Linked DNA regions of Mus musculus: regions 1, 2 and 4 are each linked to region 3. The links are chromatin loops, found by intact Hi-C in ENCODE. Cell type or tissue: left cerebral cortex. All regions are shown on one strand. Each heading gives the region's core, and the rest is flanking DNA. Links, peaks and the distances in the headings are about the cores only. Region 1 overlaps Ndufa12 (NADH:ubiquinone oxidoreductase subunit A12). Region 2 holds the start of Plxnc1 (plexin C1). Region 3 has its middle 17 kb from the start of Gm32827. Region 4 overlaps Gm32898 (a long non-coding RNA gene).

Region 1 (7,315 bases), core at 895-5,894, 200 kb after region 3:
CCATCCCATACCCAGCCCCTACATGGAGGTTCACCACTGTCTGTAACTCCAGGGAATACGGCATCCTCTCCTAGCCTCTAAGTTAGAAGGTGCACTTACATATATGCAGACAGATCAGTTTTACATTTAAAATAAAAATAATTTTAAAAGACACAAAGAGGTGCCATTTTTGCATTAAGTACTTAAATGATCATTATATCTAAACACAGTGATTGCTTCAAAGAAAATATATCTATCTTCATTCAACAAACATTTATCTATAAGCTACTATGTGCTAGGAAGTTTTTTAGGACAGTATTTCAAGAATCAGACAAGAAATTAAAAATGCACAATAAGCCGGGCGTGGTGGTGCACGCCTTTAATCCCAGCACTTGGGAGGCAGAGGCAGGCGGATTTTTGAGTTTGAGGCCAGCCTGGTCTACAGAGTGAGTTCCAGGACAGCTAGGGCTATACAGAAAACCCTGTCTTGAAAAACCAAAAAAAAAAACCCCCAAAAAACCAAAAAAACCAAAAAAACCCAAAAAAACCAAAAAACCAAAACCAAAAAAACCCACAATAAATGCTAAGCATTTACCTAAGAATTTCATGATTTCATTTTTTTTTAACTATTAAAAACTCATTCTGAGTGAGGTAACCCAGACCCAGACATACAAATCTGGCCTTTGCATATATATCATGGCTTCCAGTTTGGTGTTTTTATGGGAGTGTGCAAACAAGTGGGTCTCTGTGTCTGTGTCTTGGGCTCTTTTCCTTCTCTTTGTTCGTCTTGCCCTATTCCGATGTGTTAGTTTCTGTTTTATCTTATTCTATTTTATTATTATACTTTAGAAGCCTGCTTGCTTTCTAATGAGAGACAGAAAGGGGGTGGTCAGGGAGGAGCTGGGAGGAGAGAGAAGGGAAACTGTAATCAGGATACACTATATGAGGGGGAAAAATCCATTTTCAATAAAAGGGAAAATGAAAACAAAGATGCTGGGCAGAGGCGTGGGTCAGTGGGGATGGCAGGGAGGGAGCTCGGGCTCATCCCTCCAGAGCAGCATGGGATGGAAGAATGGGAAGCCACACTTACTAAAGAAAGCATGTGAGCTATGGCGGCCTACACAAACAGCTCACATGGAGTTGTGCTCACAGTTTAAGAACATGACAGTCAGCGGCCACAGGGAAATGTAGGAGGACCATGCTCAGGGCCGGAATGCACAGAGATCATAGGAGCCTTACGGACCAAGTGAGGAGATGGAACCTGTTTTCTCACTATGAAAAGAACACAGGCCCAGCATGCGATTGCAGAAAAAGAAAAGAGGGGACTGGGGTAGAGCTCCGTGAGTGCTTGTCTCTCACACACAAGCTCCCAGGTTTGATTCTGAAAATTCAATCAAAATAATGAGCAAAACCTCCAAATATAACACAAAAGCACAGTAGTGGAACAAGAGTGAAGCTGACTAATCCCCAGTGGGACAGTCCTGGACTGGCACACACAGGCCCTAAATCCAATCCTCAGCACAGGAAATAACCAAAACCCAAAACCAACCACTAATACCCCACTAGGCAGGCAGCGGCAGCTGTCAAGAATGTAACCAGACCATTTCGGCTGTTGTTACCTGTGGCTTGGATTTGAGTAGAAGTCTCTGGTAGCAGTTTGCCATGTTTAAAGAGAAGCAGCAGGGCTGCAGAGAAGGCTCAGCTGGTGAGGCCTTGCCAGAAAGCCTGAGGCCCAAGTGGGATCTTAAAATGCACATAAAGATGGAAGGAGAGAACCAACTTCACCAGTTTGTTCTCTGGTCCCATATAGTCCTTGTAACACTCACCCAGCCCCTACCTCACAGCACCCCACTGTATACAAATAATAATGAACCCAATTTTAAAAAGAGAGCAGGGGAGGGGGTACAAAACGGTGGGTGGACATGTTATCAATGACACAAGTATGAAAACAGAACAGTTAATGATGAGGGCGACACATTAATAATAGTTTAAAAGGAAGCAAGGCAGGAAAAAGTAGTTGGCAGATCTTAGATGAGTTGAAATGACCCTTAAGTTCTGGCTTGAGTAATAAGAACTGCCTATGTGATCCGAACAGTGACTTGACACACGATTCCCTGGGCATTTGAAGGATTGGGGAAAATTAAATATATTAAATTTATAGATGTAACCTAACTAAAATGCTTAAAATAATGTAATGAACTAAATTTGTAAATAGATATAACTGTTTAGGAGAATTTAATCCTTTCCATTAGAGTTTATCAAACATTCATCAAGGAACAAAAGAAAATGATTATTCTTTATTTTTATGCAGAAAGTATTCAATTTACTAATCTTGTTATTCTGCTTATGAGCTAAGCCTCGAGGCTTAAGAAGAACTACAGTTTAAGATTTACAGCTGCAATAAATGGGATGTTAATTTTAAATACAAATTGCCATTGTACAACAGCCCCCAGCTAGGGGAACACTGACTAACAGGCAGAATGTTGCTGAGACGCAGGAAGTGTCTGTGAATGGGGGAGGAAACCACAAATCACTTGCATATGTCACAAATACAAATGCTTATTATTTATAACCACAAATGTTCTTCTACAGAGGATGTGACAGTAAACTAACATCTCTTCTCTCCACTGGGATTCTTAGGGGACAGAGGTAGCAGCTACACAGGAGGCTGAAGCAGGAGGATCCCATGAACCTACCAGTTCAGATCCAAACTAGGCAACACAACATGATCTCATCTCTCAAAAAGAACATATTCCTTTTCTAAAAAAGCCGACCTATATCCGTGGACCAGGTGAGGGGAATCCTAAGGGTGTCCGTTCAAAAGCCAAGGAATTCAGAGTGTATTTCTGGTTGCACTGTGTGCCTCTGGATTACCAAGGTTTCTCTAACAGTCACACCTCACAATCAGGCTTTGCTTTGTTTTGTGTCTTTGTGGAGTTCCAGAATGAAGCCAGGGCTCTGTGCAGGGAACACGAATGCTCTACCCCGAGCCACCCACCACTATTTACATCTCCTTCTCCCAGCCCGCCCACCTGTCTGACTATCTTTATGTCTTCTATAATCCCCACCTCCCTGGTACAAGGCACTCTGCAGCCCAGGCTGGTGGTATTTAGTCCAGGCCAGCCTTTAACTCCTGATTCTTCTTCTTTTTCCACTTCCCTACTACTGAGCATACAGACATGGACCACCACACCCACTGCATCTTTTCTATGTCTGTGAACAGCCTCACTCAGTGCTTTGATCCAATGAAGCACTCTTGACTTTCCTCTGCCTACCCCACCTCCTCCACACAAACCTGTCTATGGCTTTGTTCTTTAACAACAATAAAAACAAAAAAACTAGAAGACAGGCCAACAGGAGGGAAGAAGGGTGGGTGAGAGCGGGAGGAAGGGAGGGAGGGAGGGAGAAAGGGAGGGAGGGAGAGAGAGAGAGAGAAGGGAAGGGAGAGAGAGCGAGAAAGAGAGAGAGAGATTGATTTCAGTATACAAGGAGACATGAGTGCTCTACACTGAGGAAAAAGACATGTTAGCTATAAGTGAACAGAAGGTGCCACCAAGTGGAGGCATGGCATATATGCTGCAGAGAAAAATCCAAGCAAGCCATTAAACTACAATTTTTAAGCAAGTCAGGGTTCCAACACGTCAAATCAAAAACAGTAAATCTACTTCTACTGATACAAGAGACAACAATGACTTTATCCTACTTGCATGAAATAACCCAGCAGTCCACTTCTCCACACTCAGTAATACTCCAACCCTGCCAAGTTTTACGTAGCTACTCATGATTCATTTGGTCTTTATGTCAGCAACTCTATGCTCAGGCTAAGAGCTAGGGAATGATGGGTAATTTAACGATAAAAGTGAGGAGAGATAAAAGTGGTATAAAATATGTAGCATTTACTTAAGTAATACTTTGAGATTATTCTATATAAGCATTTAAACTAATACAAATACTAAGACATTTTAATCTTAGTAAAGAATTGTAGAATTGTATGACTCTGCCAGGTTGTACTCATCAGGTGCTGTAAACTCCTGGAGGGCACGTGTGCTTCCCTTCTCACAGGGACACAGCGCCAGTGCCTGACGTGCAGTAGGCCTCAGATGAATAGCAGTTGAAAGTCTTTGAGCAGAGTACTGTGCGGGGTAACAGACAGTAACATTTTCCTTTCAAGGCCCATGCAGCCCAGTGTCCTTCCAAGACATCCGCCACACTGGCACACACATCCCTTCTGCAGGTCCACGGGTGGACCGAGTGGCCATAACGGCGACTGGCAGACTGAAAGGAACAAAGCAAAGACAGGATCCATAAAGTGAACTTGCCACCCCACAAGATTAGGGAAGAGTAAGGGAAACTGACAAGATGACTAAAGATCTCTGATTCTATCAAAATTTACTAATGCCTCGGAAGAAAACCTGTCCCCAGGTGACATTACTCAGCTGCTGAGCAAGCTGCAAGACTGTCACAGGCCTTAGTGGCAGCTGCTGACTCAGAGCGGAGGACAGAGCCACCACCTGCAGCTGGGCAGCCTCACAGGTTCCTCACTGCGAGCTCTGCAGTCGGTCATGCAGCTGACAGCTCACTCAGCCATCCAGGAGCTGGGCTCCCTTACTCCCCAGACGACACAGCACACACTCAAGGGAGATGAGTGTCGTATCCAGCAGGTGCAGGAGCTGGCCTGTGATTAAAAGCTTCTTGCTCCTCGACAGCCAACATCTCTACAGACATAGGCTCAGTGCCAGAACTCCCATTCCCACAGGGAACACACACTATTCCCAAGCACACCTGAAGAGCAGGCATTTATGATTCCCCCCCAAGTCATATGCAACTTACCAATCGGAACTCAATTCCTAACAGTCCAGACAGAATATTCTTACCTGGTCTCCAGAGCAGCAAGCAAGGTGTGGCACGGAAGGTCGTCTTCTTTTAAATTACACAGTACACTAGCTAAAATTAAAATCCCAGGGAATTCCTGTGTCTAGCATCAATTTCTATCCTGACTGCCGATGAGTGCTCTCAGCTGTCACTCTCCAGACCCAACTGTGTCTACAAAAGAGAACTCCTGACTACCAAGCCTTCTCTGTCTTTCCTACCTTGGTAACTCTACTTCCAGTAACCCAGATCAAAGACCTCAAAATAAAAGACACAACAACAACAAAATTTTAAAATGAGCAAATGATCAGAACAGAATTTTGTTGTTGTTGTTTGAGACAAAGTCTTGCAACATAGTATAGGCTGGCCTGGAACTTTCTATGCTTCTCTCAGCCTATGGATCACTAGCACTACATATATGCCTCACCACATACCAGCTCCTTAGTGAACATTTCTTTTTCCCTTTAATTTAAAAGTTTTACCTATGTCTTAGTTTTGTTTCCAGTGAGAAAGCAACCTAGGGGCAAAAGGGCTGACTTGCCTCACTGCTCCAGGCCTCTTCTCTGGATCTGCCCCTTGGGCAATGCACATTGTTGGGGGGCTGGTGGGGGGGTTGCTTACTCCTAACAAGCCTGGCTTCTACCTAGAGAGGACTTGTTTTCTCCAGCTGTTGGCTCTTAGGTCTTGAGTTATTCCTGTGTAAAAGGACCCCCAATCACTGTGCAGTATAGCCTTCCCAAGCGAAGACTACAGCTCTGGGAAGGCCTGGGTCAGAGGTGCTCAGGGGAAACACCCAACTGCTAACCAAGAGTGCGAGCCACTGTTTGCCATGTTAGGCTGCTTGGTAACTTGTGCTTCGTGACTGGCAGCTAATACAACCCTAAGATGTAGCTTGTATTACTGGCTGCTGCTCTAGCAGTTACTGCTGCCTCCCAGACAACTAATATGCACAGCAGCTGCCCTGAGGCATTAGCCTAAAGCCTCAGCATCTTCCCTGAATCCACATAGCAACCAGAATACAAAAGCCATGAAGTGAGGTCACACTGAGAAGGAAACTATGGCAGTTTTACAGATACGTATGAGGATACCACAGTGAAACTCATCGCTCTGTATGCTCACACGGGAGGGGAGTCTATGGGACTGGCACAGAAGCACTTGCTTAGTTCCATACCAAGAGTTACCCAGCAGGTAGAGTGAGGAAAAGACACTGATGTGGACCATGGGAGATGGGACTGTAATGTGTGGTGTTAGGCAGGAAACAAGATGGGGAATATAAAACCACTAAAGGAATGTCCTGAGATAGTGTGGGTTCTGCAGCACGGTAAGGAAAGTGACAGTGAGTCACAAGAAGCCTTCTGGTCTTCATAGTCTTATGTATGAAAAAATTAAGCTTCCACGATGCTGGCCTCTAGTCCATATGCAGCAGTATGTTCCCAAACTAGATATACCCTAATTTATAATAAGTTATTGCTGAAAGTTACTAGCCATCTTGAGTCACTTTGCTGTTGAAGTCTTGTCTCTTCTGTAGGGACTCTACCTCTAGCCTGGCAATGTCTTGTCCTTTTCCTGTGTCTGTGTACACGCACATGAACGTGTATGCTGGTGCATGTGCCCATGGCAGTACATGTGGAGACCAGCAGTTGATATAAAGCTTTATCTTAAACTCACTCTCTTAGCTTCTGAGATCAGGTCTCACTGAACCTGAGCTACGCTGGCTGGCCAGCAGGCTCTGGGACTTTCTTGACTCTGAGTTCCCATGCTGGGAAGATGGGGCAGCCACACACTGGGCTTCCTGTGTATGTGCTGGGGATCCAAACTCGGCTCCTCAGGCTCGTACAAGGAGTACTTTACCCATCTGGTCATCTCTCTAGCTCCTGGCATTTTCTTAAAAGAACACAAAAATGACACCAAAGTTTGCCATGTCATTGAGTCCTCCATAAGGAATGTTCACGTAGTATCTGGTTCTGTTTGATAGTATTTACCCTCGGAAGACCCATCCCTCTCAAACCATGCTACCGCAGTATCAACTATGTAGATGCAAAAACCTATCTCTTTTGCTATTATCTCAGCAATGTTCACAGCATCATCACCAGGATACACTATCTCAAAAGATCCCCCTCTTGCTCAACCCATAAGCATCTCTGTATCCAGGAACACTTTAGAATGGAGTCAGAGCAGCATCTCAGGCTCTACCTCTAATTCTAGTCTCTTGCTCGTTGGACCACACCTTTAGTTACGGCTCCCTCTGGGGTCCTGAACCCCTCAAGGCCACTCATGAGGGCTGGAGTCAATGCTGATGATTTACATCCTCCCATGACTCATAACTGTTCTCAGCGATTCTGAATGGAGACTCCTTCCTAGGTTTTCAATTAACTGCTCCTGTCTATCAGAGGAATCTTGGGTGTAGTAGCTATAACTACTGGATATATTGTGTAAATAATGTCTTGAAAGTCAGATTACTCCTTGA
Region 2 (7,315 bases), core at 1,199-6,198, 540 kb before region 3:
TGAGTGAGCTATGGACCCTCCGCCAGATGGGTGTGTCTAAGAGAAGGCCTTTAAAGAAATACAGACCCTATGCCTAAATATTTATATAGAGTTGTTCATATTTCCCACACTTTTCAAATGTGAATGTGCGTCCTGAAGGTGGAGCTTTAGTACAGGAGAAAATTGGGAAGGGGCAAAGACGTTTGCTCAAAATGGGGCAGGACCAGTGAAGAACCTGTTTCCAGGTTTCTTAATCGCCTACATTTTTCATGCCCAAAAGTTAGCATGGATTCGGGTTTCTTCCACTATGGGAGTCTGCACGCAATTAAACAGGAGGAGAGAGAGAAAGCCTGCTTGCCGGAATAGGGCTTATGGTCTCAGCAAACTAAGGAGATGCAGGGACCATCAGAACCCTTTCCACACCTTGCTGGTAATTTTTGTAGGATGTTGTTTCTTCTTTTTCAAAATGCAGCAGCAAAGAATTGAGCAGTGAGCAACGTGCCACACCATGGAGTATGTTTAATCCAAATAGCTTCCAAGATGCTCTGTGACTGACTGTAGCAACTCTGTGGGGTTTAGGGAAATGGCTTGCTTACCAGCGAAGTAAGGCTATCTCCAAAATGGAATTGAATGCTGCTTCTTGGCCCATAACACTGCCACAGCCCATCTGTGAGTCAGCCACAGTGACTATAGGAGACTGATGCATGTATGCCCTATGTTGGAGAGGAATTATTTTGCTATTTATTTATTTATTTATTTATTTATTTATTTATTTATTTATTTTCGGATTTGAGTGATGCAAAAAAAATTCTTAAAATATTCCAAGTGGTGGAGAATGAGTTGAGGGGGGTATTTTTTTTAAGCAAGTAAGCCACTTGATTTGCTTCACTTAAGAGGTCCATATTAACATCAACCTAGACCTACATTCCCTGCTTCTTTTTTCTCTCCTCTACTTTCTGACACTACAGAAGAGGTGACCTCCAGCTAACATCTGAGAGCATCGGCACTGCCCATCAGCAGAGAGAAACAAGGATAGCCAGTCCCCAAAGAGGAGGTTGCACATGGAAAGATGGCCACGGACCATCTTTTAAAAGCCACTGCTGAAGGAATAGTGTGTGTGTGTGTGTGTGTGTGTGTGTGTGTGTGTGTGTGTGTACAGCAGAGAGAATGGAAGTCAAGGCCTGGCTGAGCTACACCCACCCCCTAATACTGTACTGTACATCTAGATTAGACTTTCAAGCTTCTTGCCCAGTTCCTTCTCCTCCCTTCTGCCTTTCGAAGCTCCCATCTCAGCAGCGGGAGGAACAGATCTAAGCAGTTCTGTGGAAGTGTAAAACCTGCAGCAGGTGACCTGTGAGGAAGCTCATTCAGAGCCCCCTTAAAAAACAATACAGATTCCTATCCAGAGCTTGGCTGACTTGGAGCTAAGAAGAGAAGATCACACAGCAACCAGTTGCAGTCCTAGGAAGATCTAGGAAGAATGCAGATCATTTCTTAAGGACCCATACGGGTCTTTAGCTCCCTCTCCATTCACCACAGAGTTGAAGGCACCAAGGCTTGCCTCTGGGAAGCCCACTTCTGAGAAAACATGAGCTTGCCTGCTCCCCAGAGCACAGTGATCTTTCTGTTCCAGAAATTCTCGGTGGCTTGCGAGGTGGGGGAAGGGGGGAGCACCCCAGCTGACAGTTGCTACCTGGATGAAGTGGTGGAGGGAGCCCCTCTAGAAACATAAGAGAGCTCCGGACTCTTGAGATGCGAGCCCTGGCTGCTGAGCCCAATGTACCTTTGCCTTTATTCTCTGGGGAGTGTAGTTTAGTGGCCACAGGTGGCACTGGACTAGCAAGAAACCTGTAAGAGGCTCCGGTGTGAGGTGTGGATTCGAATCTCTGCTGTGCTATTTGCTAACAGCTGTACCCGGGCAGGTTCCATAGCTTCTCCAAGACCTTTCTCAAAAGCCGAGTAGGGTTGATACAAGTCACTAATTAATACTGTTTGTCCCAAGCATCAAGTGAATCAAAATCTACATGGTGCATTTAGAACTATGCCCAGAACGGAGCAAGTTCTCAATAAATGTTAGCTTTTGTCACTAGGGTTAGATAGTGAGCAGAACTTTCTAAGTGCTATATCTGAGAGCCTGGGACTCCGTTGCCAAGGGAGACCAGGGAGCCTTTTCAAATATGAGAGCTCTGGCCCGAGGGATTGTCCACAACGAGAGTGTGGCGCCTTTCTCCTACCTCACTCTGACCGAGGGAAACCCACCCCCGGTCACAGGGGCGTCTTGGTCCCCCTCAGCCGCCTCCCGCTTGGCCCCAGCCCCCTGGCGCATCTCTCAGGCCCCCCTCCCGCCGCTCCACACCTGTCAGCCGCCCTGGCAGCCTCCCAGGGGCTCAAGCCCTGGGCCTCCGCCGCAACCCGTTCGACCCTGGGTCCTGGCTCCGCGAGCCTCGCGTTTGCCCGGGGCTGCTCTCGTAAACAAAACCCGGGCGTTGGAGCAGCCCCGCGGGCTGGGGAGCGCGGGAGCCAGCTCGGTGCGCGGTTCCGGCGCCGGGGGAACCCGGGGCGAGCAAGGGGCGATGGTGGCAGCCGCGGCGGCCGCGGCAGGCGGCTCAGCTTTGTTATGAATAGATGAAAGAGGCCACCTACACAGTAACCCAAATTACGAGACCTCCCTCCTCCCGATCTCACCGAATCAAGAAGGGAGGGGAGATGGGCGTGGAGGGAGGGCGGGCGAGAGGCGGAGGGCGGAGGAGGAAGAGGATGAGGAAGGGGCCAGTTGCATCCCACTTTCACAATGGGAAAGTGAAACGCACAAGCGCACCCAACCTCTCCAGCCCTCCCCGCCCGCCTCGCTCCCCTCCGCCCGTCCCCTCCCTTCCCCTCCGCGCCTCCCCGCGAGCGCCCGCGCCGCACAGAGGAACTCTCCGGCGAAGGCGGACGAGGAGGAAGCGTCTCCGGAGCGCGCAGGGCTTGCCGCCGCGGCACAGGCTGCCGGAGCGAGCCCGCCGCGCGCCGTCCTCCCTGCACTCCTTCCCGGCCGAGCCGCGGGGATGGGGCGGCCGCGGGAGCCCGAGCGCGCGCAGGAGCCGCCGCCGCCGCCACCGCCGCCCGCGTCTCCGTCGCCGCGCGCCTGAGCTGCCCGAGCTGCCGCGCGCCCTGCCCGGGGGCGGCCCCCCTAGCCCCATGGAGGTCTCCCGGAGGAAGACGCCGCCGCGCCCCCCGTACCCCGCCGCACCGTTGCCCCTGATCGCCTATCTGCTGGCGCTGGCAGCGCCCGCCCGGGGCGCGGACGAGCCGGTGTGGCGATCTGAGCAAGCCATCGGAGCCATCGCGGCGAGCCGGGCGGACGGCGTGTTCGTGGCGAGCGGCAGCTGCCTGGACCAGCTGGACTACAGCCTGAAGAACAGGCTCTCTCGCCTATACCGGGACCAAGCGGGCAACTGCACGGAGCCCGTCTCGTTGGCGCCCCCCGCGCGGCCCCGGCCCGGGAGCAGCTTCAGCAAGCTACTGCTGCCCTACCGCGAGGGGGCGACCGGCCTCGAGGGGCTGCTGCTCACCGGCTGGACCTTCGACCGGGGCGCCTGCGAGGTGCGGCCCCTGGGCAACCTGAACCGCAGCTCCCTGCGCAACGGCACCGAGGTGGTGTCATGTCACCCGCAGGGTTCGACGGCTGGTGTGGTGTACCGCGCGAGTGGCACCGACCTCTGGTACCTGGCGGTGGCCGCCACCTATGTGCTGCCGGAGCCGGAGACCGCGAACCGCTGCAACCCCGCAGCATCCGATCGCGACACGGCTATCGCGCTCAAGAACACGGAGGGGCGCAGTCTGGCCACGCAGGAGCTGGGCCGCCTGAAACTGCGCGGTAGTGCGGGCAGCCTGCACTTCGTGGACGCCTTTCTCTGGAACGGCAGTGTCTACTTCCCCTACTATCCCTACAACTACACGAGTGGCGCTGCCACCGGCTGGCCCAGCATGGCGCGCATCGCGCAGAGCACAGAGGTGCTGTTCCAGGGCCAGGCTGCCCTCGACTGCGACCACGGCCACCCTGAGGGCCGCCGCCTACTGCTTTCCTCCAGCCTGGTGGAGGCTGTGGACATCTGGGCCGGCGTGTTCAGCGCGGCCACTGGAGAGGGCCAGGAGAGGCGCTCCCCCGCCACCACGGCTCTCTGCCTCTTCAGGATGAGTGAGATCCAGGCGCACGCCAGGAGCTGCAGCTGGGACTTTCAAGCGACTGAGCACAACTGCGTAAGTCCAGCCCCCGGGGTTCAGATGGAGTCTTGGGTGACACTTACCAAGTCTCAGGTTCACTACACCACCGACTGGCCGAGATTGCAGGCTACTCTAAAGCACAGTCTGGGGTCCCCAAAGGGAGCGTGTAGAAAGGGTGACGGGGTAGCGGGGAGGATTGGAGGGAGGTTCAAAACTCTAGTGGCTGCCTCTCATCTTTTTAGTACAAATGCGGGCGCTTGTTTAGGACTGAGCTCCCCCCAACCCCCCGGGCCCGGGCTATCCTCTGTTCCTAACCGCTTCTCCAGACCAGAGTCTCAGTGGACATGTGGGCTTGACCCTTTGAGCTAACAGTTACTAATGCCCTTACAGAAAAAGCTATCGAACCTAAAAGACTCGCCGCCACACCCCGGCCTTTGTGCCCCCCCCCTCCACCCACCCCACCTTCCAATCTCTGGCTGCAACCTATGTGATGTGGTCTGTAGAGTTGTGGCCTGCTCCGCACTGGTAAATAAATGCTATGGTGCAAAAGCCGCTCGCAGACCGCCCAGCCTGAACCAGCGCGAGGGGGCGGGGCTGTGGCTAGCCAAGGGTGGCTGTGGTCTCAACCTGGTGGAGAGAACCCTAGGAGGCAGCTTATGGTGTACAAAGCCTCGCCCTGAAAAGGAGAACCGGGTGTGTGTGTGGGGGGGGGGGCGGTTTGGAAAGTGTTGGGGTGCTCCAGGCAGTTTCTGGGCTGCAGATTTCCAGACTAGATTGCGGGGCTCTCTGGCACCACCCTTGAGCTGTGCCTAAACCAGGCAAAAGACACAGGTCTTCCCCTCAGGGCTCACAGGGCAGCCACAGCTTGAAATCTCGAGATTGACAGTTCTTTGACCGGAAAATGAAGCGACAGTTCAAGAGGGTCTCGCTGATGGGGATTACGGAGGCTTTGTGTACTTCTGCAGAGGCCTTTGCCCTCCCAAGGCTTCTGGCAAGTAACTCTGCATATGGCTCCTGAGAGTGAAGCCTGCTGAGAGCCTCCTTAATCACTGGACAGGATTCAAAGAGCAGAAACGGAGGGCTACAGGAGTTGCTATTGTTTTGCTGTAAAATGAATCCGAGGAGGAAGGCGGGTGGTAGTGGTGGGGAGTCTTGGAGTGGAGAACTGTTGCATGTACGTTTATTGTGTACCAGGGTGCCTTGAAACATTTCCCCTAAGGTATATTGATATGCGGGTAGAAAGGCACTCCCCTCCCGCCCTGCAAAGCACACCTTACCAAATATTAGTCTTATTATTCATGGAGAAAAAAAAAGGCTTCCGGTCACTCGCTCCTTCTCTGCTAGGGCAAGCACATAGCCATTTAATTTCACTACTAGTATACATTAGCAAATACACAAAGAGCACAGGTTGTACCCCCCCCCCCAATGGTTTAGCCTTGCTGTAAGCATACAACTTAATATTTAATATCTTCCTTTATATATCTTCATAATCTAATCGCTAAAGTTTGGTAAATCACTGCCTTTTTTTTTTTACTTCTCTGTTGAAAGACTTGAAACCTCCCCTGCCCCCCCCCACGCTCCACGCGCCCCCATTTTACTTTAAGTGTTAGGCAGTTTGTCTGTGGGGTTAACAGCAACAGCTCAGAGGCCCACAGCAGGTAACTACCACGGAAGTCCAAGCTTTGCCATCTGACAGCTGTGTCGATGTGCAGAGCCAAAACATTTCTCTTGACTGCATCTACCTAGTGGGTACTGGAGGACTCGGTTTCCTTCCAAACCCAGCATGCATCCTGAATACACTCAAAAGCCAGTTTTTGGCTCAATCAGGTGTTCCTACTTGCATCGGGATGGGGAGGGGCAGGATTAGTCTAGAGCTGTTTATCCTTCTTCCTGAGAGAGAGCTGCCCCTTGGAAATCAAGCAAGGGATAAACACAGGCTGCCAAAAATCTGGAATAGGGGGGAAAATAAATAATTAATTAAACAGGTCCCTGTACAGTGCTTCTTGCTCCTGTTATTTATTGAGAACTCCCAGGGCGCCCAGAGCTGTGTGTTCTGAAAGATGGGGTCTCTACCCTCTGAGCTTGTCATCCAAGTTAAATGATATACTCAGGTTCAAACAATAGCTTTCCTTGGCTGCACAGGTGGGAGCTGGGAGTTTGCCTTTTCTTTCCTTTTCTTTTCTTTTCTTTTCTTTTCTTTTCTTTTCTCTCTCTTTTCATTTAAGTAAACTCTCTGCTCCTGGAATGCATTAAAAAGCTTTAATGGGATTGCATTTTAAGAACATTTGAATGAAAAAAAAATAGGTGGTAGTTTTGATGAAAAAAGGCCACAATTTGCTAACCAATTAAATAGGCAGATAAGATACTTAACTCAACAAATACTTGTTTGATGGCCTGCTTGTGTGAGCCTGTGAGCTATGCTGGATGCCACCGACTGTGCCAGCAAAGAGACAATAGCAGGTTGCAACCCTGTTTAATGGGGTCATGGGATCAGTGTGGCCTCGGTTGTCACTCACGGAGAATGTTGTCACGGAGATTGCATTTCTTTTTCGGGTCTTGAATGTGTTTTTGAGAGGCGTGCTGAATTATAGGTGCCTGAAACAGGAGTTGGACCTGAAACACTCCATAGAGGGAGCCCCAGCAGACTGCAACAGCTAACCCTTCCTAGCAAACACAGGCTCTCCCACCCCGATTTTCTTTCTTTCCTTCTTTTCATCAGCAATTCACAGGCTGCCAAGGCTCAAGTGTCTAGATTTGCTTGCCTTCTTCTATCCCCTCCCTTGCCAGCTGGTACCTGTATGGCCCATCTTCCACCAACCCATGGTAATGATGGCACTGGCCAGGCAGTGTTTGGTCTCTTATCTCCCAACTGCTCATTCTCGTCCCTGCTGAGGATTAATTTCTGAGATGCAACGAGTGTGTACTCAATGTTTCACACACAAGGCACTCCCCCCTCCCTCTCCCCCTCCTCCTCCTCTTCCTTCTTCTCCTCCTATTTCTTACCTTGCCACCAAATTTCAGTGTGTGCTTTCACAGAGATCATCCGTTAGCTGCAGACCCCAAGCCCACCATAATGGCCAATCTCTGCAGGCCCACTCTCTGAGGCCCCTGATGGGCATCAGAGTAACAG
Region 3 (7,315 bases), core at 1,403-6,402:
CCACAGAGCAGCCTGCCTTTGTGATCTGGATCTGGTTTATAACTGACCTAGACATTGAATTCTATTTGAGTCTCACTCTACGTCCATCTAAACCCAAAGCAACAGGCCTTTCGCTCATGCAGAGAAATGCAGACATACCCTGAACTGCCTGGTCCATGCTTTCTCTATGCAGCTACAATTTTAGACATGGAGAAGAATTTTCCTGAAGATGAGATGGCTTCTTGAGAGTTCCAGTTGTCTTTCCTTGAACAAGAGAAGGGACTCCAAGCTTCTTCTCTAAGATCTAATTCTCCTGTTGCAAAGTGCAAAGGCTGTGGAGGGGCGCAGGGGGAAAGGGAGCCTACATGGTTTATAACCAGAAAGACCTGGGTCCAAAGTCAGGCAACACTGTTTTGTAGTTGGTCATCCTGGGGAGTAGTCTGGACCCTGGAGAAAAACAGTAGTTTCCTCACAGGGTTTTGATGAGGCTTAATGGCATGTAAAACCTCCAGCACGTAGGCTCTCAGGAAATGGCAGCTATTTCAGTTCCTGCTGTGAGATTCAGGCCTGTGATGGGGTCTGGCTTTTCCTTTCCTTTCACCAGATTGCCTGGCTCAGCAAATGTGGGGATACTGACTTCGGGAGCAATGAGTAGTGGGAGCACCCAGTGGTGGGAGCACCGAGTGGTGGGAGCACTCAGTAGTGGATGATGAACACACAGAGCAGACCAGGCTGCCTCATCTAACAGCTTCCTGAACTTGTCTTGTTTGCAGGAGCCACAGAGATCCTAACATCTGTGAAACCTAGCCTAGTCACCATCTAGAAGATGGTGACTCTCTGCCACTTGAGTGCGGATGAGGGCCTGACACCGTGGGAGAGGCCCTGAAAGCGACCCCTCTGACAAGATTAAGCAGAAAAGACACCCACAGGCAACAGCAGGGTCTATTGCAGGTGTGTGGGCAACCCAACATGTTTTTCGAGGGCCGAACCTCCCACCTATTCAAGTGACAAATATTTACTCAGTACACACCACATGCCAGGTACCTCACTAGGTGCTAAGACACAGAACTCAAAACAGGTTCCTTTCCTGTGGTGGGAGGGGACGACGGTGGTGCTATGGGAATATACACCCTGCGTGCTCACAAGAGGTCTGCACAGGGGCCCAGAGAGGGACTTACTAAGTCACTCCCTTCGTGTCCAGCATTTCTGAAAAATTTCCACAGTAAACACGGAGTCTATATAGAGACTACAGAGTAGACATACATATGTCTACATAGTAAACACGTGGGTCTTCTGAAATCAGGAGGAAAAACATAAAAGGAAAGTCTCAGGTTGCAGTGGTAGACAAATGATTTAATAATTATTCAAATGATCCTTTGAGCATCCAGATTGAAAAAGCTCAAACGAACTTTGCTGGGAAGAAAACTTGGGGGTGTCTGAGTGATTCTGATAGGGAGACGGGTCGGGTACCCCACTGCCTTTCTGGGAAAGCGACACTTAGGCTGGGGCTGCACACCTCCATCGTGGTGGCTTCATAATGGGCATGTAAGCTAGTATGCCATCTTTACAGAGCCTGCAGTGACGTAAATCATCATTCAAAAATGGCTACTAATTGTCAAGTTACGGAGAGGGGACAACGTTCAGAAGCAGTCCCTGTTTGAAGGCAGGTGTCCAGGGATGCTTTGAGGGGACAGCACAGAGACCCAGGCTTGGAAAAGCCAGTCTTTCCCTAGACATTTGTATCATCCTGTCAGTGTGGCCAGAAAGCAGAGGGAGAGAGAAGCGCTGCCCCTTGAGCCGAACACCTGGATACACACATCAGAGGAAGTCATTAAAGTTCCCATTTCTACAATTTCTCAATTACCGTGGCCAATAGCACCGTGGAAAGGGCCCTTGAGAAGCCATCCTCAACCAGGGCCAATTTCAGAGCAAAGCATGCCACTGTACCCCGCATCTCCTGCAGAGGCTTCTCTTCTCAGTGACTCTTCCTCTGCCTCCCTTTGAAGGCCAGTCCTTCTCTAGGGCTGGTGGCCAATGATGGTCAATGATTGGTGCTTTAGGGCAAGTTTATGATGATTTTTAGCTTTTGATGAATTTCCGTTTCAGGTCCCAGCTCCACACAGATCTTGCTTGGAGGATTTTGCCTTTTTAGAGGCACCAGGCAATAGGCTGATGTGAGATGGGGGGTGGACCTCACTGGAAGTTTGTCTTCTTTTTAGACATCAGAGCAACTCGGGAAAATTCTTTTTGAGAACTGCTCTCCTGGTCGGGATCTATATTTAGATTCTGAACTATAGACGGGGTGGGAGTGGGGATGGGGGTGGGGGGCTGAGACTCCCCGTGGGTCTTCCTCAAAACACATCAGCCTAGGAACTGAAGAGAGCGATATCCTTGTTAATCCAATCAGTTCTAGACAAGAAAACTAGAGGATTCTGCTGAGCAAGTCCCCCTCTGGTGCTTCAATTATCCCTTTGGCTGTCTACGTCCATCAAATTAACTCAGGATTCTAAAGTCACATTTCACATTGTTTTATATGACTATCAGCATGGCAGGTTTAACCCAAGACTCCCACCATCATCTGAAAATAGCCTGGCAGCTGGGGTGTCTCACCCCTTCCAACAGTGTCCGCGGCTATGGAGGGGACAGCAGGAGTGACAGGCTTCAACCACTGCCCCCACTTTTGGGATGGTCTGAACTGCTGTGAGTTGGGTTTGCATTTCCCAAACTAAAACAATAAGTAAAGCAAGGGTTTCTGGGAACAGATAGGAGTATAGGCATATGGTGATTAATTTGCCTGCACCACCACATCTGAAGTAAAGGATAAGTACAAAGTAGCAACGACCATATTAAAAACCACAATAACAACATCACCCGGCTAACTTCATCAGTAAGATTAACTCAAGCTTTTTTTTTTCCTACTGGATAGGCAACACTTACTAAATTCTTTCCTGTGTGGGAGAGCGCCTAAGAGAGCAGATGCGGGTGGGAGGGCAGATTGCTACATTCTTTCAGAAAGGAATCTGAAATCCCGTTGGAGATGCTTTTAAAAATGAATATACTCTATGATTCTACAGTCTCACTTCCAGGAATGTATCCCAACAAAGCAAATGTACACAGAAGCATGTGCAAAGATAATCTTTGTAAGGATGCTTATTATAGTTGTAAGTTGTAAAAACCACGTGGTTATTACAGTCCACGATGCACTGTTAAGTGGTCACTGAAATGTGGAGGTACACTGACTCAGAGACATACCTGCAACATGTTATTAATGGGAGAAGGTGACGAAATGTATATATACCAACGTGTCAAGTGATTCTACTTTCAATAAACAGTATGCATACATAACAAATATAAATTAAAAATGCCAGCCCTGTGGACAGCCTTCTGCTGGATTGTTGTCTGAGCAACAAGAAGGTGGGAAATGAGCCTCCCAGGTACTTTTTACAGCCCAGGACAAGCACTTGTTCGTTTGTGCATTTTGTCCCTGCAGTGCAGCAGTTCTCAGCCTGTGGGTTGTGACCTCTTGGGGGATTTGAACGAACCTTTCACAGGGCTTGCCTGAGAACATCGGAAAACACAGATATTTACATTATAACTCATAACAGCAATAAAAATGACTGTTATGAAGTAGCAATGAAAGTAATTTTATGATTAGGGGGTCACCACCCCATGAGGGACTGTATTAAAGGGTGGCGGCATTAGGAAGGTTGCAAACCGCTGCTCCCGTGGGCTCTGCTTCATTACTGATCCTCACCTCTGTGATCACTCAAGGTTGCTGAGAGCTGGTTCGGGCCAGTGTGCGACAAAGGCAGACTGTACCACGGCAGTGATTATGTACAGATGGCGCCGCTCCCTCCCTCCACTCCCTTTTGCTCACCTCTATTTCCTGGCTTTGCCTATAATGATCCTGTAATGAATATGCGTGTTGTGTGTGGCTTCCAGAGTAAAACCAGGAACAGGAAAACAACGGTTACACAGACAGCACTGTTGCCACCTGCTGGCGATTATAGGGAACAGCCACAGCGATTTAAGGTGGACGCCCACAGCAGGCGGTGATGGTGAGGGCTGTGGAAGACCTGAGCTCTGCTCTCAGATTCCCCGCTGTTTCTGCCTGGATTTAGGGACTTTTTGCAATGGAAAACAATCTTAACTGTAGAGGGCTTCTTTACAATGTTTGGGGGGGGGGGAATTCCACCTTCCAGAAACAAAGTCAGGTTTGCTGCCTTAGTCTGAATGCTAGGGAAAAATCACATTCCCTGCCCCATGTAGCAATGCGCATCTGTCAGATAGTTTAAGGACTGTATCTCCTCTAAATCCCTCCCTCTTACAAACGCATTTATTATGAGCTGGTGAGATGCCGCCACGGCTGACTTTGTTCCCCCGGACCCTCAAGATGGAGAGAATCAACTGCTGAACTCAGGTCATCCACAAGAGCAGAGTGAGCTCTTCCGAGTCATCCGTCCCATGGCTTCTCTGGCCTGACAGATGATCAGCGTCTTCTCCAGGGTGTGTCACTTTCTTAGGTCTTTGTCAAATGGCCTTCAATGAAGCTTTTCTTAATTTCTCTATCACACAGTTAAACACGTCCCTCTGTTTGGTCCTCATGTTCTTTCATGACGTCTTCCGTTTTAGCTTACGCGCCGCTGATGAACCGCACGTGTGAAGAGACAGGGACACATCCCAGTCACACAGTCACCGCCCCCTCCACGATGCCTGGCATCTGCCGCAGATGCCCCATGGTACCCAGTGCAGAGTTCCTGCACGAAAGGTAATAGCTTTCGCTGCATAGCTCAGATTTGAAGACCAACAGGACTGGCGGCTTGGATACGTGTGAGCTCACGTCAAGCCAGGGTCTATTCTTCGGATGCTTTTTGTTAGGCAGTTGCTGGAGCTGATCAAAGGGATGAGGCCATGAAGCCCAGCACTCTATCTGCTGAGTTTCCCACAGAGCTCTAAGTGTCACACAAACCCAAGCTCAGCACTGACACAGAAAAAGCACAGTTCTACCAGGTGTCAGGCACTGGCTTCTCCCATGCTCGGGCTGGAAAGCAGCACCAGATATTTGGAAATTTCCACAGATGACAACCTGTCTCTCCTCTGTAAACTCCTGCTTGCCTTTCTCCTCAGAAGACCAGGAGCCTGAGCCTCCACATAATCATCTGTCTTCTAGGTACCATAACCTCAGACCCTGCCATCCCAGGTCTGTCTGTCTTCTAGGTACCATAATCTAAGACCCTTCCATCTCAGGTCTGTCTCCAGGGGAAGAATTTGCTGTAGGGACACCTCACACCTTTTTACCCCTTACACAACACTGGCCTTATACAACACTGGCCATATTTATTAATTAATTAGTTAATTAATTAATTAGGTGATAGCTTTCATTAAAAATATGGTTCTTGGTATCCCTGTTTGAAATGAAGGACAACAATTCCCTATTTTTATTTTTTAAATAGAAAGGCTATTTTCTATAACACACATACATTTGTATTAAGGGCCTTAAGCCACCCCCACACATACACACACACTCATGAACACAGAGACATATGCACATACTCATGCACACACAGAGACATTCGTATAATACACATAACACACACAATGAATTCCCTGTTCCTTTTATTACTTATAAAGGTAAACACGATTGTACCGGAATGTATTAAATTCCCTTCTTACAGAGGATGACCACACATGTCTCCTGAAAGTAGTGGACTCCAGACTGTTGGAGCCCACCCAGAGGAGCTATGATCCTCCAAGTCACCATGGACACAAAATGAAACAGAGGGAACAACAGAGTCACCAAAGGCATACTCGTGATCCAATCGCTATTTTGAAAAAAGGCTATTTTAATATCAGAAAGGACATGTTCTCAGAGTGACTTGAGAAAGACTTGGTCTGCTTTCATAACCTTGTCACAGACTTGCACCGCGGTGCTCAGAAATGGAATCCAGGGAACCCTTAGCCAAGAAATATGGTACTAGCAATGCAGGGAGGAAAGGCAGAGAAAAGCCAGAGGAGGTCGCCCCTAGTCTCTACCCAGAACCAAGTGATTCCAAGTTGTAGACCTTTCAAGAACCGCCTGTAGCACAAACATTACCTCAATATTTTATCAGATAAACTTACTTGATTTTGCCTTATTTAGCCATTCATTTGTTTGTTTTGTAAAGACAGGGTTTCTCTGTCTAGCCCTGGCTGTTCTGGAACTCACTCTGTAGTCCAGGCTGGCCTTGAACACAGGGATTTACCTGCCTCTGTCTCTTGAGCGTTGGGATCAAAGGTGTGCGCCACCAAGCCCAGCTATTTGGGTTTTATTTTAAATTGAAGGCTGGGATCACTTCCCTGAGGGAAAACATCAGTATTTCTTGCCACGAATAAAGGACATGAAACATGAAAATCAAATTACTACATTCTGCCTAGTGTTGCTTGCTGAAGACCAACCAGTGTCTGTCTGTCTGTCTGTCTGTCTGTCTGTCTTTCTCTCTCCCCGTATCTCTGTGTGTGTGTTTCCTTCCTTTCTTCTATTTCTATCTATCCTCTATCTGTATCCATCTATATCATTATCTATCTATCTATCTATCTATCTATCTATCTATCTATCTAACTAACTATCAACCTACCTACCATTCATCTATCTCTCTTTTTAGCCTGGCAGGTGTTATAGCCATTGTCCCAAACAAGTTTTTCTCTTTGACAAAATCAGAAGAATTAAAAGTAAATGGAAAATAAGTTCCTTCCATACAAGTTGGTACAGTTATTATCAAGATCTGAAGGCAGGTCCACCTGCAACCATTTCTGACAGCTCAGTTCGGAGCAACACACTCAGAAACATTGTAGCAGCGGAAGCCATAGGATTCAGCATGCTTATTGGTGCCTACTGTATCTGGTGCCACACAGAAAATAGAATAAAGCAATGGGCTCCATGGTTACTGCTGAGACACAGAGTAAATAAATAGTCACACAAATTTTGATTGTGTTTTGTCTTTGTATGTGCACACACATATGAAGTATATGTATGTGCATAAGTACATGTCTCTATCCACACAGATCCACACATGTATGTACACATTTGGTAAGTGCTATAAAGGAAAGCACAAAATGTTACGGTCACTGGCAAGTAGGAACTTCCTTAGAGAAGGGGTCGGGAAAACACTGTGTGTGGCTATGATAATCTGGCTGGGACCTGAAGGAAGTGTGTGACTCAGCAGGTTCAAAGGTCAAAGGGGAAGTCAGGACTCTGGCAGGGTTACACACAGAGTGTTCCAAGCAGAGCTAGCTACAGGGTGCAGAAGGGGTTGGCCCCTTTAAGATACTGAAGGATGAATATCTGGCAACTGAGTCA
Region 4 (7,315 bases), core at 1,534-6,533, 200 kb before region 3:
CCTGTATTAGTTATCTTACATGGCCAGAGGGCTTTACAAATGTGGTAAAGAATCTTAGTGTGGGAAGAGCTTCAGGGAAATCTGGGAGGACCAATGGGACAGGGAAGAAGAAGTGGAGGAGGAGGAGATGTGATTGGAGCAGAATTCAGACTCATGGGGATTGCAAACCACAGAAAGCTATGGAGCTTCTAGAAGCTAACAGGGGTAGAAGACTAGCCCCTCTACTCTAGCCCCATCCCTGCCCATACTTGATTTGAGTGCTCTTCTGGGAAAAAAAATGTAACTTCTATATTTCAACTAACATTTGTGACAATTTGTAATGTTAGCAACATAACAGGTACTGAGAAGCTAAACTCCAAGGCCACTGTGTCTCTCCCATCCCTCCTTCCTGTTCTTTCCATCTGCTGTGGAATGAATCTTTTCAACAGTTCTCATGCGGAAGCCTCAAGCATCTGGAGACAGCATCATGCCAGACAGTTAAGGTACTAGGTCCTGTGGGCGGGCTCTAATCCAACATGACTGACATCCCGCAAGTAAAGAACACTACGCCACAGGATCAAGTTACAGAGCAAGATGGTGAGAGGACAACACGAAAGAGAACCTCTACAGGCCCAGCAGCCAGGCCTCAGAAGATAGCCCTGCAGAGATCTCCATGTTGGGCTTGTAGCCTCCTGAAGTATGAGGGAGCCAACTTATATGACTTATATTGATGAAGCTCAAGTCTGATTGATGTATCAGATTTCAAGCAGAGGTGAAACTCTACCTCCCTTTCCAAAATGCCTGATTGGACCAGCTCACAGCACAACCCTTGTCTGGGAATACCTCCCAGCTGAGTTGTTTAGCCAGGACCACAAGCCTAGTGCCTACAGGGCCAGGCAGGGAATAGGTTAGTGTGAGGAATGGTGTTTGTGGGTTAAATCTAAGCAGCCTCCCTTACCTTGTGCTGGCTGCCAGTGTTCCTGTTGGTGTCTATCTTTCTCCGAGTTCATGAAGGGTAGGTATATGAAACAGCTCTCTTTCTTCCTGACTGTGCTACGGAAAGCAACAACCTTGGCGGGAGAGGCATTGCCTTGGCCCTGTGTGCAAGAGCCCATGCAGAGAGACAGTGAGGTGAGCTGGCTATGCAGACCCTGTCCCTGCCAGGGGCACAGCTGCTGCTTGGCTCCAGACACTTGTCACCAGAGGCAAGTGCAGGCTGAGGCCCGCCAGAGTCTTACAGTCTCTCAAATGAAGTGGGAATGTGGATTAGAAACAAGAAGACCTTAAACATTAGCAACTATATAAAAAATTTTTTTAAAGCAATTGCTGGCCACTTTGTACCTATTATGATGGCTACCATCAAAAAATGAAAAGAAGTAGAAGCTGGAACGTGCTGGCAAGGGTGAGGGGAAATTGGAATCCTGCGCTCGGCTGGTGGGAATATAACAGGAGGCAAGCCAATCTGAGAAACTGCGTGCCAGATTCTCCAAAGACTAAGAAGAATGGAGTGTGACTTAGCGACTTCAGCTCTGGGGATGGAGCCCCGTGTTTCTGAAAGCAGCGAGGATTTATTTGCATGCCTGTGTTCATAACAGGATTAGTCACAGGAGGTGTAAATACAGAAGCAGCCCCCATCTCTACTGCCAGACAAACAGGTAACAAGGTGTGGTGTACGTTTGCAAAATAGTATTACTTAGCCTTAAACGGGATTAAAATGTGGATACAGCCTTCGACACGGATGAGCTTAGAGGACTGCTCAGTGAGGTGTCAATCACAGAAGGCTACGTACTGTGTGTATGATGTTCTTAGGGTAATCATGGTCACAGAGATAGTTGAATGATGGTGGCCAGGGCGAGAGGGCAATGACAGACAGCTACTACTGAGTGGAGGTGGGGTTTTGGTTCTGCAGGATGGGAATGGGAGGTAGAGATGGTTGCCTAGCAACATGGATGTACAGAAAGCCACTGGACTCTACACCTTAAGATGGCCAGTTACTAAATCTTATGTTATAACACATAAGACAATTTGAAAGACAATGCTTGTGCTGGCCAAGATGCCCTTAAGGGCTTACACCATCATGGGCCCCAGTTTGTACCCCATGTTTCACACACACACACACACACACACACACACACACACACACACACACACACAGTAGTTTAACTACTTTCTAGCTTCTTCATGTGTTAGTGTCTTATGCAGCCAATTAGAAGATAAAATCTTCATGAATGTGGGAGCTGTGTCTTAAAGTTCTTCAGTGTTCTTCAGAAAAGTCACTCGGAGCAGGTCACAGACAGCTTTCCAAATATTAGCTCACACACATATCCATGCACACACACACATACACATAAACACACACATACATGTACTCACTAACCCATACTCAGTCACCAAATCCACATACAAGCACACACATTTGTGTACATGCACACATAGAGACAGGCACACACAGACACACATAGACATACACACAGACCTGCACAGACATACATACACACTGACACACATAGACACACACACACAATCACACATGCATGCTCACTAACCCATACTCACTCACATGCACATACAACCACACACATTTACATATATGCACATAGACATACACAGATACATACATACTCACGCTCACAAACCCACAGACACACGTGCAAACACACACAGATATACAAGCTTACACACACAGATACATACTTACACACAGACACACACTCACAGACACACAGATATATACATACAGACATACACACAAAGACACACACACACACACACACACACACCCCTATGTGTTAGAAAGGACCATGAAATCCTCAGAGTCTCAGCTCTGAGAGGAGATACCATGTAGTTTCAGGCAGGACACTGGAAACTCAGAGAATTCATCCTGGCAAGAATGAGGAGTCATGCTCAGAGAGCAGAGTGGGAAAGGGGCCCATGAGATGGGGTTTCACATTTGTCCAGGGTAATGAGCGGTGCTGAGCATGCTCACACAGAGAGTGTCAGGACTGGATTCGATCTCGAGATAAATCATTGAAAACTGGCACCCAAGAGCTGAGGGGAGGGCTCACAATAAAGTGCCTGCCAGGCGAGTGTGAACACTTGAGTTTCATCCCCAGCACCCACGTCAAATACATAAACAAACAAACAGCTCAGCAGGGCATGCTTGGTGAGTGGAGACAGGACTTCTCAGGGCTCTCTGGCCACATGATCCAGCTGAATTGGCAAAATCAAGGTTCACTGAGAGTCTGTCTCTAAAGAATAAGGTAGAGAGTATAGAAGGAGATAACCCAATATTGACTTCTGAACTCTACATACATGTATGTATACATGTGTGCATGTGTGGGTACTCATGCACAAGAGCATGTGTGCACACACACATGCATGCATGCACATATACACACTCATAAAAGAAAGGAAAAAAAAGAGAAAAGAAAAAGAAATCCTGGAAAGTGACAGGGGCTACTGATAAGACCCTGGAGAAGGCAGAAGGCCCTTTGCACAGCCCTACAGGGTTCCCATGCCTCTGTCTGGACACTGAGGAGCTTAGGATGAGAGCAGGAGCTGCTGTAGCCTTGGAGGGTTCAGGGAGGGATGGGATGCTGTGGCCCGTCAGAGCAGGTGGCCGGGAATCTGCTTCATTGTGGTGCGTACACACCCTGAGAATGGGGGCAAATCTTAGCTGCACCCAGTCAAGCTGACTGACCACAGGGCCAGCCTGGGTCCCTTGGCCCTTTCTCTAACCATTTCCAGGTTACCATCAGCCAATGGAGGCCTGGCTGAGGTCCCATCATCAAACCCACTGTGCTCTCTGGAGCCGCCTGGAGGAAATATCTAGAACTTCAGCTTGAACGATTCCAGACAAGGTACCAAGTACTCAGTAACCCATGGCAACCCCTAGAGGCTGCTAGAGCCTCAGCAATGAGGAGCTGTATCCCAAGGAACCTGCCAGTTCCCCTGAGATGGCCCAAGCTTGGTGATCTTAGGATGACCTTCAACAGTCTACATGCCACGGGAGGCTCGTGACAACAGTGTCAGAAGGGGACAGTGTCTACCCCTCTCACACTTCCCATGGTGAGAGCCATGGTAGAAGGAATGGTACGAACAAAGGCGTAACTTCTCCAGTAGCCAACGGCTGTGGAGATCCCTCCATGTGCTTACGTAGTATACCCAGTTTTTAGCATGGAGTCCCTAAACTGCAAGTTCAGAAGTCACTAACCAGCTGTGATGGGTAAAGTCTCTTCAGGCCTGGACAATACTATCAGTAGGTCTCCCTTGGGGCAGCTTGGGTAAAGGTAGAGGGAAGAATGTCTTTTGGTTACCTCGTGGTTATTAATCTGGGAGATTCTGGGTGGTTGGTTCCAGGGTTTTGTACTTGATGATAGCGGCTCAATTCTTTTTTCTAAACCTTGATCATTGGTAAAGACACCAGGATCCTATAGGGCTGCCACCAGTTGGACTCAAATCAGTCTATACTTCTTAACATAGGTGGGGCACTTTCAAAGGACCCTGTCACTTACATGAACCTCCAGGACCTCTAGCCTCTTCCTTGTCTAAACCTTGGCTTTCTGCCTCCTTTGTAAGTGGCTAGCAGTCAGACACTGGAAACAGACAGCTTTAGCCAAGCCCTTGTGAGCTTCTTAGCTCCATTATCATACCTACACCCTGGACTTTGAACCTCAGCAAGTGGAGTTCATCATGTTTCTTAGGAGATAGGGCAACCAATTAAGGGTTCCACGGGTCTTGAGTAGGGCTCCTAGTGGGTCTCTGAAGGTAGGGATGGGTGGAATGGAGGCCATAAGACACCAGTTAACTAACTGACTCTGGATGCCAAAGTTTTTAAGTTCAGACTCCATTTTAGAGAGCCTGGCCTAAGTTTGAACTCCACTGGTCTCCAAGTTGCCCCCGCAACAAAACCTGGGCCTAGCTTCAGTCTCTAGGCTAATCCCCAACAAGACCAGCGTTTCCAGGTTACACTTTCAACAAGACCAGTATCTCCAGGTTGTTCCCTCAACAAACCTGCATGCCCAGGTTACAAGTCCACTCCTTGCCTAACGATCACCAATGCAGAGGGGAACAGAAGTTAAGTTTATGATATGACTCCCAGCACCAGCCAATTATGTTAAAGGCCACAGGAGCTTTCCAATTTGATGCTTGCACACATCTTCCCTGCTTGTGTTTACTATAAAGCCTTGCCCCGATAGACATTTGGGGCTTCCCCACCACCAGAACTGCCATGCGTGTCGGTAGTGAGCTGAGGGGCCTGAGCTAGCTTGAATAGAGTAAAGACCCTGCTGTAAGTTGCATCCAATCATCTCCTGTCTGTTTTTTGGGGGGGATTACTAATATTTCCCTGGCACAACACCTCCAGGAGAGAAAGAAGGACCCTCGTCCCCGAGCCTCATGCATGGTCTTTATATTTTACTTGTGAGCTAGCATTTAACCATCTATTCTCTGAGTCCTGCTTACATTCTAACTCTCACTCTCAGGGTCAAAGCAGTGCGTACTGGGGAAACTGGACATCTGTTCCCCTTATCCACCCCACAGAGCCCTTCCTCCCTCATCGTTACTCAAAACAAGCAACGAAGCTACAGGGACCTGTGAGAGAAAGGTATTTTTGACTTGGAGGTGTTTGGGGGTGACCATTCTAAAATTCCTCCCGAAAAATTATTGGAAGCACCGATTTATATCACAAAACAAAGATGTTGGGGATGTAGCTTAGTGGTAAGAACTTGCTTAATATGCCCCAGTATAATAATAATAATAATAGCAGTCATAATGATGATGATAATAACAATAACAGTAATAATCCAAAAAAGATAAATGAAGATGGATCTTGTTCAAACAGATGGGCATAATATCAGTTGAACATGTCATAGGGAACAAAAACAAAAATGCTAAATAATTAATAATTTGTCTTTCCCACTAAAATATGTCCCTTGCACTAAAATAGCTGCCTTGAGGTTGACACATCAACATGTCATAGATTTGTTCCGACTGTTTTCTCCTTCATCCCTTCGGTAGCAGATGTTTTGTGATGCAATTAGCCAGGGCTTATGTAGGACAGACATTTCTGTGACCTCATCATGGCACTGGCAGGTGATTGGCAGCACTGATTCAGCTGCTCTATGGGGCTGATAGGCAAGTGGCTTCTGTCGGTCTTCCCACTGCCATCCCCAGAACATGGGTTTTATTATTTTAGCCGTGACAGCTGTTATCTTTCGGTGGCAACGTGGCTAGCATGGTGGCAGGCATTATACTCACACAGGAAGAGGACCAGAACAGACAGGCACTGGTTTGGAACCACTCAAGAGAGAGTGGAAACAGGGCAAACATAGTGTGGCCAAGATGGCGAGTGGCAGTTCTGAGATGTAATTGGGAGGTAGTACTGACTGGGTCTGAGGTGGGCAATGGTGAGGGCTCCAGCTTCCAGTCTGGATAGGTGGAGGTATACGAAAACACCAGAGGTAAGGGGAAAGACTTTGATGTTTTCAGCCTAAGGCTATGCATGGCAGAGATGTTATACAGAAATTAGAAGTATGGAGTTGAGTAACTGCACACCACTTTAATCCCCAAATTCAGTAAGCAGAGGCAGGGGCATCTCTGTGAGTTCCAGGCTGGGAACCAGTCAGCCTGGTCTACACATTGAGTTCCAGGATAGCCGGGGCTACATTGACCCTGGAGAAAAGAGATGAGTGCTAATGATGAATTTATGTTTGGGTATCTGTCACACAGGCTGCTGCCGAATGCAAGGAGAGCTGGTGTAGAAAGCATATGCGGGGGTGGGGGCGGGGGTAGGGTGGGGGCTGGAGGGGCAGCTCACTTTGAAAAGGACGCTTCATGCAAGCAGGAGGACCTGAGTTTGGATCCCCAGAACCCACCCAGAAGCTGGACATGGCATCACACTTCTGTGACCCCAATGCAGGGACAGAGAGCCCTGGAGCCCAGGGGATGGCCAGTCTAGCCCAATTGCCCCAGCTTCAGTGAGGGAACTTGTCTCAAAAATAAAAATAAGTCAGTAAGTACGTGGGAGGCAGAGGCAGACAGATCTCTAAGTTCGAGGCTAGTCTGATCTATGAAGTGAGTTCCAGGACAGCCAGGGCTACATAGAGAAACCCTGTCTCAAAAAAAATCATGATGATGATGATGGTGGTGGTGGTGGTGGTGATGACAAAGATGATGGAGGGAAAGGAGGAGGAGGAGAAGAAGATAAAGATGGAGAATGATATCTAATATTTATCTCTGGCATCTCCTCTCTCTCTCTCTCTCTCTCTCTCTCTCTCTCTCTCTCTCTCTCTCACACACACACACACACACACACACACACACACACACACACACA

The links. Peaks named below come from ENCODE experiments on the same cell type or tissue, not always from the same donor. Only the 100,000 strongest peaks of a DNase experiment are listed, where the experiment ranks them.
Region 1: a loop joins it to region 3, with 4 times the contacts of the local background. A loop is called at or near these places in 4 of 42 quality-filtered maps.
Region 2: a loop joins it to region 3, with 3.0 times the contacts of the local background. A loop is called at or near these places in 8 of 42 quality-filtered maps.
Region 4: it touches region 3 in a loop (8-fold over the local background); 18 of 42 quality-filtered maps call a loop at or near these places.

Annotation. Positions count from the first base shown.
Region 1 is chr10:94,207,117-94,214,431 of GRCm38, reverse strand. All of the region lies in intron 3 of Ndufa12 (NADH:ubiquinone oxidoreductase subunit A12), which reads right to left. Among named protein-coding and RNA genes, the nearest start is that of Ndufa12, 12 kb to the right of the region's middle. In left cerebral cortex, for the core only: a CTCF peak has its summit at 3,548; DNase peaks (open chromatin) are centred at 3,021, 3,540 and 4,539.
Region 2 is chr10:94,940,423-94,947,737 of GRCm38, reverse strand. Plxnc1 (plexin C1) reads left to right here and starts at 2,893. Exons shown (of 31, transcript NM_018797.3): 1 at 2,893-4,221. The coding sequence starts at 3,160. In left cerebral cortex, for the core only: a CTCF peak has its summit at 3,501 (motif pointing right); DNase peaks (open chromatin) are centred at 3,883, 4,123, 4,870, 5,989 and 3 more places; H3K4me3 peaks cover 4,317 bases; H3K27ac peaks cover 2,437 bases.
Region 3 is chr10:94,405,520-94,412,834 of GRCm38, reverse strand. It overlaps a transcript of Tmcc3 not described here. Among named protein-coding and RNA genes, the nearest start is that of Gm32827, 17 kb to the left of the region's middle. In left cerebral cortex, for the core only: a CTCF peak has its summit at 3,970 (motif pointing left); DNase peaks (open chromatin) are centred at 2,978 and 3,963; H3K4me3 peaks cover 278 bases; H3K27ac peaks cover 464 bases.
Region 4 is chr10:94,605,957-94,613,271 of GRCm38, reverse strand. It overlaps Gm32898 (a long non-coding RNA gene), which reads left to right. Exons shown (of 5, transcript XR_001779842.1): 4 at 1-5,584. Among named protein-coding and RNA genes, the nearest start is that of Gm32898, 14 kb to the left of the region's middle. In left cerebral cortex, for the core only: a CTCF peak has its summit at 3,823; a DNase peak (open chromatin) is centred at 3,831.